Linked DNA regions of Homo sapiens: region 1 is linked to region 2. A link is a contact called in ENCODE Hi-C or POLR2A ChIA-PET data. All regions are on one chromosome and are shown on one strand. Each heading gives the region's core, a stretch centred on a gene start or an enhancer-like site at or near the end of the contact. The rest is flanking DNA. Distances are from core to core; before and after follow the strand shown. Region 1 holds the start of CAPS2 (calcyphosine 2). Region 2 has its middle 98 kb from the start of PHLDA1-AS1.

The links. A loop is a pair of places that touch in the nucleus more often than their neighbours do. ChIA-PET counts read pairs that join two places held with the same protein, here RNA polymerase II (POLR2A). Pooled maps may share reads with other maps.
Region 1: a pooled map shows a loop between it and region 2 (4-fold over the local background). The contact joins the promoter of CAPS2 here to the enhancer-like site in region 2. A Hi-C loop is called at or near these places in 5 of 37 single-sample maps with no recorded cell type and 9 of 50 pooled maps. POLR2A ChIA-PET finds 5 or more read pairs at or near these places in 1 of 52 experiments (GM10248).

Annotation. Positions count from the first base shown.
Region 1 is chr12:75,326,628-75,333,148 of GRCh38, reverse strand. CAPS2 (calcyphosine 2) reads left to right here and starts at 2,825. Exons shown (of 17, transcript NM_001355024.4): 1 at 2,825-3,282. RefSeq lists an enhancer at 2,869-2,918.
Region 2 is chr12:75,929,520-75,936,074 of GRCh38, reverse strand. No RefSeq gene overlaps it. Among named protein-coding and RNA genes, the nearest start is that of PHLDA1-AS1, 98 kb to the left of the region's middle. Within about 2 kb of position 2,179, at least 5 of the 41 ENCODE cell types and tissues checked have a DNase peak (open chromatin) inside an H3K27ac peak, as active enhancers do.

The sequences.
Region 1 (6,521 bases), core at 1,576-4,075, 600 kb after region 2:
AAGGAATTGGCTCACATTACAGTGGGGGGCTACAATAAAAAATCTGAAGTCCTAGGTATGGCCCAAAAGACACTACATAATCTGACCATGGCTAGTTCTCTGGCATTCTCTCCTGGCTTATTCTGCATCAGCCACATCCATCAGCTTGATAAGGATGCTCTCTCCTCAGCATCTTTGCACTTGCTGTTACTTTTGCCTGCAGTGCTCTTTATAGAGTTCCCTTCAGTGAAGTCTTCCCTGATCATTCTATATCCCCTGTCTGTCAGTGCCTATCCATTTAACCTGTTTTATTTTTCTTCATTGCATTAATTACCTCCTGAATTTATGTTATTTATTTTTTTAACATCTGCCTTCTCTATCAGATTGTAGCCTTCACCACAACAGTAGCTTTGTTTTCTTCATTGCTACATCTCTAGCACCTTGAACAGGAACTGAATCTTTAGGCTCTCAATAAAAATTGGTCGAATAAATAAATGAGTTCTCTTTAACTTTCTAATAATGTTGTATACAACTGTAAGCTTCTTGAGAGCAGAAACTATATTTTAATTGTTATATATATGTATATATACATATGAGGGGCTCAATAAATATTTTTGACTTAATCACATAAAAGGAAATGCTGGGTAAGCTTATATATTTCACTTTTTCTAACACTGGGTATATTTGAAGATAGAAGGTGTTCAGTGGATGTTTGTCAAATACATAAGTGGCTGAATGAACAAATAAATACAAAGATAAAGTAAAATATTTTCAAGTAGTAGGTACTCAGTGAATGTTGGCTGCATTAATGAATGATCAAGTAAATGAAAATTTAAAGTTGAGCTTCAAATGCAAACTCTTTTGGAACTGCAAAACAGTAAAGGTTGATAGGGATAAGGTTAATAGGGATAAAGGTTAACAGATAGCTAATTTAGTTTCATTTAGTGTATAGAGAAATTAACTGCCTGTAACAACAACAGAAATTTCATAGAGTAATGAATTTAAAGATTGGCAAAAGTAGAGTATATATAGTCAAACATAATCCAAGATTATTGCTCTTCTAAGAGACGTTTTTAATAAAATGTCTGAATTGTATACATTATGTTTTTTAGATCATGTTCCCAATGGCTTAGACAGCTATATTCAGAAATACTAAAACAATTTAGGTGTAAAAAGTCTAATTGCCAGGAATCAACAAGTGCATGTCCTAATGTTATTTTCTTGAACATCTATTTCTGGAATGGCCAAGGTTAGTTGGTGCACCAGAATTTTTAAGTTCTTTTATAACTTTTTAAAAGTTAAATTTAGGCCGGGCGCGGTGGCTCACGCCTGTAATCCCAGCACTTTGGGAGGCCGAGGGGGGCGGATCACGAGGTCAGGAGATCGAGACCATCCCGGCTAAAACGGTGAAACCCTGTCTCTACTAAAAATACAAAAAATTAGCCGGGCGTAGTGGCGGGCGCCTGTAGTCCCAGCTACTTGGGAGGCTGAGGCAGGAGAATGGCGTGAACCCGGGAGGCGGAGCTTGCAGTGAGCCGAGATCCCGCCACTGCACTCCAGCCTGGGCGACAGAGCGAGACTCCGTCTCAAAAAAAAAAAAAAGTTAAATTTAGCTTTCTGTTTTATTTTTATGTGTGTTTTCTGCTATTTATTTTTGCTTTTCTTTCTATGTGGGGGTAATGGATAGATGAATTTTATGGAGTGCAGCAGAAAAATACAGAGTGATTACATTATACCTCATTTCCTTCACTATTTTTATACTTTAAAAATTTATTTGTATTTTTACTCCCAAATTTGCACCAGGAAATACTGGAAATATTCACGTTTTGATACATACATTCTGAGGGGAGCTAATTTTGAAAAGTTACTGCAGATTAGAAAAACATGATTATGAAAGAACTGGATTAACTTTCATAAACTCTTACTTCTAATTTGAATATCTGACTCTTGGCTGTGTAATTTAGGAAAGTTAGTGCATATTAGAGTGGAGTGGATCCTTGGAATTATCTCAAACCAGCTTTTTCCCTTTATAGATGAGGAGTTGATGCCAAGATATTGTGTACAGAGCATACATAAAAATATTTAGGCCGGGCATGGTGGCTCATGCCTGTAAATCACAGCACTCTGGGAGTCTGAGGCAGGGTATCACCTGAGGTCAGGAGTTCGAGACCAGCCTGCCCAACATGGTGAAACCCCCTCTATATAAAGATACAAAATATTAACCGGGCGTGGTGGTGGGCGCATGTAATCCCAACTACTTGGGAGGCTGGGGCAGGAGAATCGCTTGAACCTGGGAGGCAGAGGTTGCAGTGAGTCGAGATTGTGCCATTGCACTCCAGCCTGGGCAACAAGAAGGAAACTCCGTCTCAAAAAAAAAAAAAGGCAAAGAATAAAATGCAGGTTTCTTGATTTCTAGGCCTTTGCCCTTTCCACACATCATTTTAAATTTTAATTATATATACACACACAAATACACATACATATATATGCAATTATTCATGTAATCATCTATATGTACATAGTCACACAAATTTAAAGTAATATCCATGTCTAATATCTATGTATCTCTATATAATATATTACAGTCTTTAAAAAAAATAAGTGCAAGCTCCTTGAGAGCAGATATTGTAGCATATGCTTAAATTTCTTCTCCTCAAAACGTCATTCTGGGCTCTGTGCACAGACAGGTGCCTTATGAAATATGTTAAACAGAATTCAATTAGACAAAGAATTACACAACAACCGCCGTGGATCCGGGCCGGGCTTTGGCCCTTTCCCTGCTCAGGAGAAGCGCGGGTGAGTGAGTCCGCTCCGGCTCCTCGCCGGGGTTTAGGGGCGCCGCGGAGCCGGTTCCCTGGGAGGCTGCGGCGGCTGTAGCTGAGGTTTCACCCCTTTGGGTTTTCCAGCCAGCAAGTACTTCTGAGAGCGTGGCGGGGTCTCCGGCCACAAGCTCAGTTCCGGTCAGCCAGGCAGCGGAACTGAGGAGGCAGATTGGCGGGGGCGGGAGGTGGCGTAGAACGAACAAGGGACTTGGGCCGACGACCTTTTCGTCCCTGGAGGTCAGAGTGTAATCAGAAGCCCTGCGCTGCGGCGCCTGTTGCCGGGCAACCTGCAGACGCGGGCCTGGACTGTCTAGACTGTCCTGTCTAAAGCTTTCTGAATGCGGTTTTTGGAGGAATCGCGCTAGTTTATACCTTTTCCAACTCTTCTAACTCTGGACCTCTTCTTACCGAGCTTGTTAGGTGAAATCAGGCTGACTGTCTCTTGTGCCCCTCGCCTGTCCTGTCCAGGAATCCCAGTTAGGTAGGGGATGGGGAATTCCTTCTGCTACACTGCAGGTGCTCTGAATTATAATATAATTTGGGAGCAGGGGGAGTGATGGGGTGAAAGGAGATATTACCCTGTTTTGCTTGAAATTAGGAATGACCTAAGTTTCAATTCAGATATCTGGGTCTGTAGTCGTCTGGGATCAACATAGACTTGGTCCCTACCTTCATGTAGCTTAAATACTAAATTGTATTTACATCTCTTTCTTTTTTTCTTATTTATGGGCTGAATTAAATCAGTTTATTTTTTGCTTTTCATTTTTTTCTGATTTGATATAAGTAACATAATAGCCAGTAATATTACTACCGAGAGAAGTGATAATAATTGGAAGTGGAAATAGTCATCCTTAAAAAAAAATGAGGGAAATGGGAAGTGTGTTCAGTTATTTTTGGTAGCACTAAAGACATTAGCCAACAGTATTTATTATATGCTAGCAATATCATCTCATGACATGCAGCCATTTAAGTGGGGACAGAAGCCATTTAGAAGTGCTTTCCCTTCCTTTTGCTACTCCCTATCTCCAACATAGCCCAGCTGGATATTCAGTGCTTAATGACAAAGACAACCCTTGGCATAGGTTTCAAAGATTCACTCACAGCCAGTTGTTTGCTGATTCTTGTGCCACCAAGTTTAGGTTTCTAATTTTTTAGTCCCTACAGCTCATTCCCCTCGAATTCTTCTATTACCTTTACCAGTGAGGATGTAGTACTGAAAAGAGATCTGAAACCCACGTGTGAATTCGGGTCTGCAATAACTGGCAAACATTTAGCGAAGTACAGTTCACTTTTCTGGATCTCAGCTGGCTCGGTTTGAAGATCAGAAGGTTGAGCTGTTTTTGTCTTTGAAGCCCTGTCAAAATCTTAAAATTATCTACATAGGGTGTCAGTTGCCTGACTGCTCTAATTCCATAGATCCGAAAGTGTTCCATGTATGACGGCATTGCCCTTTGAATACTCTTACTATATCTAAGTTAACCACTTTTGTGTTTTGTCATTCCGAATTGACTGACTTCACTTATTTAACAAACATTTGTTAAGTTCCTACTACATTGTGGGCTTTCTAAATCCTGAGACATAGGGTGAGCAAATATGAGGCTTACAGTCTAGCATTAAAGACTAATAGCTATAATGCAATGCTTTAAACATCTTATCTAATTGAAGACAGAATTTGTATGTTGGCATTGTGATTATGTTACAGTTAGATGCAGAGAAAGGAATCTAAGAATATGTGTAAAATGTATACATGTATTTTGCTATACATTAATTTACTTATTAACAAAATATTTACTACCCATGCTTTGTTAAGGGTGGGAGACGCCAACCTTCTTGGTCTTGACTGTTTATTAGGGGAAAGAAAATCTAATGACAGTGAAGAGTGAAGACTGTCCTGACTGGGGAAGTACAGGAACTGGGAGGACCTGGACATTTGAGGATTTACATGTTGCCGCTTTTTAAATTTGCAAATAAATTATACTGATTTGAAATGACCTATAGTGATTTGAAATAGCTATAAATGTTACTAGGATATAAATAATTGAGAGACTGATGTGTGGAGAAAATCACTTTGCTGATTGTTCAGCGTCCTTATCTCAACTTGGGTTTGTTAGCCAGAAATCATCATCGCGAATACAATAATTTGTGTGATTAAACAACCAACCCAACCCTGGCCTCCAAAACAAAACAACAGCAACTTTTAAAAGTTGCTTCTTTGTGAAAAATAGCTCTGGAAAGAAAGCCATCTGTAGTGCTATAGGAGAATTTTTGAATCTAATGATTTGTATTTTTTTTTCAGAATATGTTTACTATTGGTTGATAAGTCTCCTTGACTTTAGAGTGGAGTTCCAAGCTTATGGCAAGGAATTTTTAGAGGAAGAAGCTCTAGGGATGGGGTGAAGAGAACCATGTAGATAAATTAGTAAGGAATTGGGATATCTTTCACTGGGCATGAAATAAAAGTATATTTTAATAATATATTTTATTAATTTTATAAATAAAGTATATTTTAATAATTTTAATAAATATACTTAATTTTAATAAATAAAGTATATTGTAATAATAATGATGGCTACCGTTTATTGAATGTTACATTATTCCACCAGGAAAATTACTAACATTAAATTCATTTTACATATTACATAGAAACATTGGTTCATAGAGATTAAGTTTTTACTCAAACTTAAATTATAAGAAAATGGCAAAAATCAGGATTACAATGTATGTCTGTCTAATTCCAAGCTGGCAGGATGCCATGCTATCTTTCCTTTAAAAAACAAAACAGAAATAATTTACTATTAAAATAAATCTAAGACTATAGAAAAAGTATGGATAAATATTTAAATGTAAAATTATCCTTGGTAATATAAAGGTGAAGTATAAAATATAAAAAATTTCAATGAAATATATTCATTTGATTTTTATTTTGTACATATTTGCAAGTTGATTACTTTCAATATCCTTTTGTTAGCATTTTTACCAATCACCACATTATTACTAATTGGACCATTTACTCCATTTTATTCTTTGTTCTAGATGAAGAATACTGCTTGTTAAAAATATTTTCATCAGCCTACTCTGGCAAAACCAAAACTCATAAAGGTTTGGGAAATGAGTAAAGGAAATAAATGTATATGTCATGGTGGTATTAGAGAAGAGGGAGATGCATTAGTTTTCTATTGTTGCTCTAAAAATTTATTTAAACTTAGTGGTTTAAAACAACATAAATTTATTATTTTATAGTTCTGGAGGTCAGAAGTACAACATTAGTCTTAAGGGGCTAAAATCGAGCTGTCAACAGGGCAGGTTCTTTCTGGAAGCGCCATAGGAAAATCCATTCCTTGCCTCTTCTGCCTTCAGGAGGCTGCTCATGACCTCTTCCTCCATCTTCAGAACCAGAATGCCTAGCATCTTCACCTCTCTCTGACCTATGCTTCCATCCTTACATCTTCTCTGTCTCACTCTGTTCTTCTTGCTTCCCTCTTACAAGGATTCTGGTGGTTACACTGAGCCCACCAAAGAATCCAGGATAATCTCCCCATCTTAAAATTCTTAATTCAAACACATCTGAAGTCCTTTTTGCCATGTAAGGTGGTATATTTACAGGGTCTGAGGATTAAGAGATGGCCTTCTTTGGGGGCCCATTATTCATACTAACACAGGTCATAATGTAATTGCCCTATAAAAAGTTGATATTGGTAAAAGCACTAGAAGTGATTAACC
Region 2 (6,555 bases), core at 930-3,429:
TTCACAAAGATAAATAAGACAAAATCACTGTTTCCAAGAAGTCACAGTGTTGTGAGTGTGGTAAGAGATAGGAAGATTACAGGATGGTTAAAAAACAAAGTAGGCCAGGTGTGTTGGCTCATGTCTATAATCCCAGAGCTTTGGGGGGCAGAGGCGAGTGGATTGCTTGAGGCCAGGAGATCGAGACCAGCCTGGGCAACATAGTGAGACCCCATCTCTACAAAAAATAAAAGAATTAGCTGGGTGCAGTGGTGCATGCCTGTAGTCCCAACTACTGGGAAGGCTGAGGCAGAAGCATCAATTGAGCTCAGAAGTTAGAGTCAGCAGTGAGCTATGATCACACCACTGCACCCCAGCCTGGGCAACGGAGACTGTCTCTAAAGCAACAACAATAACAAGATAATAAATACTGTCTGTGACACAGGTATGAGGAGGTTGCTATAGAAGCTGAGCCAAGGGAGCCCCTACCTCTGGCCTGGGGGCAAGAGGAACCATTGAAGAAAATTTGAAACCTCTGAAATAGGCAGGGATAAAAAGTGTCCCAGAGACAGTTACACTATGTGAGAAGTAAATGGGAGGTGAGAAAATGGAACCAAGGTGGGTAGCTTTTTGTACTTTCGTAGATTTGCAACTGAGCTTCAGCAATATTTCTACCCTGATCTATGTTATTTTTATTTTATTTTAATTTTTTTTTTATTTGAGACAGAGTCTCACTCTATTGCGCAGGCTGGAGTGCAGTGGCACGATCTCGGCTCACTGCAACCTCCTCCTCCCAGGTTCAAGCAATACTCCTGCCTCAGCCCCCCGGTAGCTGGGATTACAGGCATGCACCACCATGCCTCGCTAATTTTTGTATTTTTAGTAGAGATGGGGTTTCACTATGTTGGCCAGACTGGGGTCGAACTTCTGACCTCAGGCGATCCACCTGCCTTGGCCTCCCAAAGTGCTGGGATTACAGGCATGAGCCACCATGCCTGGCCAATCTATGTTATTTTTAAAAGAAGAAGAGAAATAGATCAAGGAAGAGGAGAAAGACCTGGTTCCATAGATCTGACTCTGCAGTTTGTGTGCTGTGTAATAGAGAAAAGTTAGTGTCAATTTGGACATGGGCCAAATGACCTTTTGAGTCTCTTGTAGCACAAATGACCTGGAATCCTGTTTTCTTTATGATTATGAAGCTGGGCATAGGTATTCTGATGGGCACAGCCAAGATATTTAAGCCAACATTTGCTGAGAAACAGTGAAACTCATTTTCAGACATTTTTCCCCCATGACTGAGAAGTGTTAGGTTTTTGTCCAGCAGCAGTAGCTGTTGATTGCTGTTTTCCTGAGAGAGGGAGGCTTTTTTTTTTTTTTTTTTTTTTTAACATTCTGACACCTTTTTTTTCCCCTCCGTATCAGTACTGCTCACTAACCACATCATATGGTGATAAGAACTGAAATTACTCATTGACATTATCGTGGGGCTATTTCGAAAACATTATCTCATTTCATTTCCTAGAATATCATCAAGTCTCCACAATACCAGTTCCTTAAAGGAGAATGTTTTTGTTCCAACTGAAACCAAAATATTTTAGTGAATTTTGTCTTCAGTATTACTTCCTTCCTATTCTAATACTGTGGTCAAAAGTATAACTTTTGGCAAACTCTTTGCCATAGCGGAATCTGACTTAGTTTGCTGAATTTGAAGTTAGCTGTTTTCAGTAATTTCTTTTCTTTTTTTTTTTTTTTTTTTTTTTTTTTGAGATGGAGTCTTGCTCAGCCCCCCAGGCTGGAGTGCAGTGGTGTGATCTCGGCTCACTGCAGCTACCATCTCCTGGGTTCAAGTGATTCTCCTGTCTCAGCCTCCTGAGTAGCTGGGATTACAGGCACCCATCATCATGCTCGGCTAATTTTTGTATTTTAATAGAGATGGGGTTACTCCATGTTGGCCAAGCTGGTCTTGCACTCCTGACCTCAGGTGATCTGCCCCCCTCGGCCTCCCAAAATGCTGGGATTACAGGCTTGAGCCACCGCATGCAGCCTGTTTTCAGTGATTTGTCTTTACTCTTTATGTAGATTATCTGCATTGCAGATTACTTATTGTAATTTTCAAATCCTGGGCTGAATTTCTTTCATCATTTCCTGTGGATTTGTCATCTCTTTCCTCATCCTCACCCTCTATTCAGGCACCATGTAACCAGGCAGTTAGACAAAGCATTGTTTCATAGCTGAATCCATCACATATTTTTTTTATATATATTCCCAAAGGTATACAAATAGTTTTCATATTGTTTGAGAGTTTGATTTGTTTCCACTAACATAGAAAAATAGTTGTTTAATAATTAGACACTCCTTTTGTTTGATCTTGACTCCTTTTTCATGAGACCAGATGAAGTATTCATTAATGTTCCTATGAAATAATTATTTTGAAAACTTTTAACCAGTTCCAGTTTTTTTTTTTTTCACTTTTCTGATGTATTGATCATTCATGCATTCACTGACCATTTACACCATTTTTATATTGCTCTCTAAACTGCTATATTCAAAGCTAATTGTAGGCAACATCCTTAAATACAGTTAAAGCAATAATAGTTCAGGGGGACGAGTGTTAGCAGCATTTTAGGATATTCAGAGAAAGAGGTACAGTAAGACATCTTAGAGCTTCTGGGAGGCCAAGGGGCTTGCTGGCTAATGTTTCAACCATCAGAACTTGTTTGAGCAACAGTCTTGGCCCTACTACATGAGTCATAAACACCAGGATAGGCGATGCCTTCAGCCAGATGCAATGGAAAAGAGTTTGTTAACATGGAAAATATGGGATGGCTATACCACATACGTCAGTAGGACTCCCAGAACTGAGTCTTTTAGACCCGTTAATTACTTTTTGAGTGAATTAATGTATATGAGCAAACACATTTAGGGTGTTGCTAGCCTTATTAGCCAATAAGCACAATTCCTTGCCAGACAGTTTAAGACTGAGACCAGCTAGTTAATGAATTTACTGAAAGGCTCATTTATAAGGCTGCTTCACAGAGAATTTAGCAATAAACAATTCTGCCAACTCTTGATCTTTCAGCTATAGCCTTTCTTCCTGTATTTCTTTGGAATAACACATAATTAACATACAGCGATCAAGTTTTTGCTTGTCATTTAATATAGCACATTTTTTCTTTTGTTTTTTAGTATCTTTGCATATCAAGCAATGCTTTTAAAACTTATGCAAGCGTTGTATTTTGGACTCTATTTCTTTATAATTTTTTGTATCATCCTGCTGGGTAGATAGTGTGGGAAGAAATGCAGAGATTTTTATTGAATACTGCCTTGTTTTTAGGTGGTGTTTAATATTTAGATATGTTGGGTCTGCTAATTTAGGAGGAAAAAGTATTCTTTGGATTTTTCTTTTGCATAGCTTATTTTAGTTGCCAATCTTTTCTGGGTCTGAAGGGTCAAAAATGGCTGATAAAAATAGGTAAATAGCAATGAATGTGGTTGTAGGAAAATAGGAACTGATGGTGCTATGAAAGTGTTAATCTCCCATCATCAGTCTATATTCCTGGTTTTAGTGTCACAGGAATTTGACAGCCTCCTGAACTTTAGCCACCTCTCAGAAAATCCTGCTTCTCTTTTGAACAATGACTCCAGGGCTGGAAGATGGGTGAGGCATCCACTTAGTGTGTCAACAATGTAGAAAGGACCATGGTGAGAAGCTGACTAGAAGCCCACAGTGCTAGTTAAAGAGAAGAGGACTTTGAAAAGAAGTGAGAATAAGTGTGAACAGTTGACTCCAAGTAGGAAATTAGTGGAGGATGAACTAAATTAGAGTTCGGGATAAGCAAAGAACAAAGGTATATTCTATGGCCAGGATCCAGGCTGGTTGTGTAGTGAGTGAGGCAGTTTTATGTATTGAGTGTGCATTCACAGAATGTAGGGGTGCGTGTGTGTGTGTGTGTGTGTGTGATCAAGTCAGCTGTTTTCTCTTTAGCTCCAGTTAGTTGTCAACATGTGGGCCTAATGTTGCTGGGTCATCCCACTTTTCAGAAGAAATGGGAAACCTGATATTTTAAAGGGAATATGTAATTTTTTTTTTTTTTTTTGAGATGGAGTCTTGCGATGTCACCCAGGCTGGAGTGCCGTGGCTTGATCTCGGCTCACTGCAACCCCTGCCTCCCGGATTCAAGTGATTCTCCTGCCTCAGCCTCCCGAGTAGTTGGGCTTACAGGCGAGTGCCACCACACCGGGCTAATTTTCGTATTTTTAGTAGAAACGGGGTTTCAGCATCTTGGCCAGGCTGGTCTTAAACTCCTGACCTCGTGATCCACCTGCCTTGGCCTCCCAAAGTGCTAGGGTTACAGACATGAGCCACTGCGCCCAGCCAATATGTCAGATTTTAAAATGTAGCACTACATTAAAAAAACTGTGTGAGCCCAGATGACTATCTATGAGCTGATGGGACACTTTGGTCATCAGTGGGTCACCTCTATTCAAAGCTGATTTCAGGATTACATGCTACATGCTGAGAATTGTGCTACTGATTAACTGGGCAACCTCAAAATCACCATCTGAATAATGTGCTCTAAGAAGACTTAGCACATAAGGTTGTTTTGAGAATTAAGTAAGATGATTGATTAAAAAAGCCTCTGCCACAATGCAAGGCAGATAATAAGATAATAAGTGTTAGCTGAATTTGTATCAGCAACCTCACGTAGTACTGAGGGCTGGGTTGGTCTTTTTCATGTCTACATTCAAGACAAGCTTAGGAGGAATAAGTGGTGAGTTCTGTTATGTGTTTTTACAATGGCTTCCTCCAGAAGTCTCTCTTCGCCTTTGTCTGCCAAGGTACATATTTGAGATAAACCTTTGCAGCTATAGATAGGTCTCTGTTCAATATAAATGCCCCCTGCCTCATGGGTGAGTGGGCATGGAGGTGTAAGGTGGTAGAGATCATATGAATTGCATAGATGTAGCTATAGTACCTTTGTGGCCTTCTGCCTCCCCATCCCACAATCTACTCCTTGAGAGACTGCTTATCCCTAGAGCTTACTTTCAACCATCAACCAGACACTTAAGACACTTGAGACAATTAGTTATCTGAGTATAACTAGACATAAACCTAGCCACCTCCATGAATCAGGGATGTCAAGGGAAAAAAAGATTTGACTGTCTGTCTTTGGGAAGCATCTAACTTTCCTTTACAGAAAGGTACAGGGAAAAACCTGTCTGTCTTCCTCAATTTACATTTCTTGCTAGTTTTCACCCAGTGTTCCCTTCCACTGTATCCCCACTATGACACATATTAGGGAGCTGTTCCTTAGTGTTCAGAAGGTGTCACAAGGCTCTTAGGGCCAGGGGGAGAAGCAGCTTCATCTCGCTAGGCAGCTCCGGGTGTTAGGCTGTCCAGTGTCATACATAAAGGCTTATGAGATTCAGTTTGGAATGATGTCCCAAACTATTAGTGATGTCTTCCATAGGCCCATGAGTGGAAAGTAGAAAGACATGCTAATTCTGTGCCTAGTAAATATAAATATTCACTTAAATTTGATTTAAAAACAAGGAAAGAAAAGTAAGTTTGCCCATATCTATCCCTGGGTTTGTTTTGATGTGTTGAAACTAAAGGACAGGCCGGGTGCGGTGGCTCATGAGCGCCTGTAATCCCAGCACTCTGGGAGGCTGAGGTGGGTGGATCACCTGAGGTCAGGAGTTCAAGACCAGCCTGGCCAACATGGCAAAACCCTATCTCTACTAAAAATACAAAAATTAGCTGGTATGGTGACACACACCTGTACCAACTACTCGAGAGGCCGAGGCAGGAGAATGCTCCAATCCAGGAGGCAGAGGTTGTAGTGAGCCAAGATCGCACCACTGCACTCCAGCCTGGGCAACAGAGTGAGATTCCATCTCAAAAACAAAACAAAACAAACAAACAAACAAAAAAACACCTAAAGGACGGAGCCTATATTTTTAGTGGGCTTTATTATATATTTGCATGTCATTTTGGCAAGTATAAGGAATCTTTATTTTTGAAATCACTAATATGGAGATTACTCCTTGTCCTCTATAGATATTGTTTCTTCCTCCCTTCACCTTTTCCTTCCTTTCCTGTCATTATCCTTCCCTAATGTCTGTGTATTTAAGAGATGTCACTTCTAGCTCAATAAGCCACATTCTAGATAAAGAGTAGGTTCTGTGTCTGAAGATGATTCAAATAGTAAAAGATCTGGAAATTTTGAGCTCCAATTTTCTCATGGTCTTTCTGGTAACACTTGCCCAGAAAGCCAGTCTTGCTCTGCCTAGACCACATATAGTTTTCCTAGTTAAATATGAAGTTCTCTCATCATGGAGACCTCAGGTGGTGACTTGAAATGCCCCCAGGGACCAGGTGGAGTGTAAAGTGCGGGGGGTAGTTATGGGAAGGCAGTAGCCCAGTGGGAGAATAAATGGCACCTGGCCCTCGGCTGGGCATTGTGGTGAGCTGAAGGGTATGCTCATCTCCAGCTGATTGCTGCAGTAAACCTGGGTCCAGGGCTGCAAAAGCAGACACTTAGATCTTTTTGTGGATGTTAAAATATAATGTGG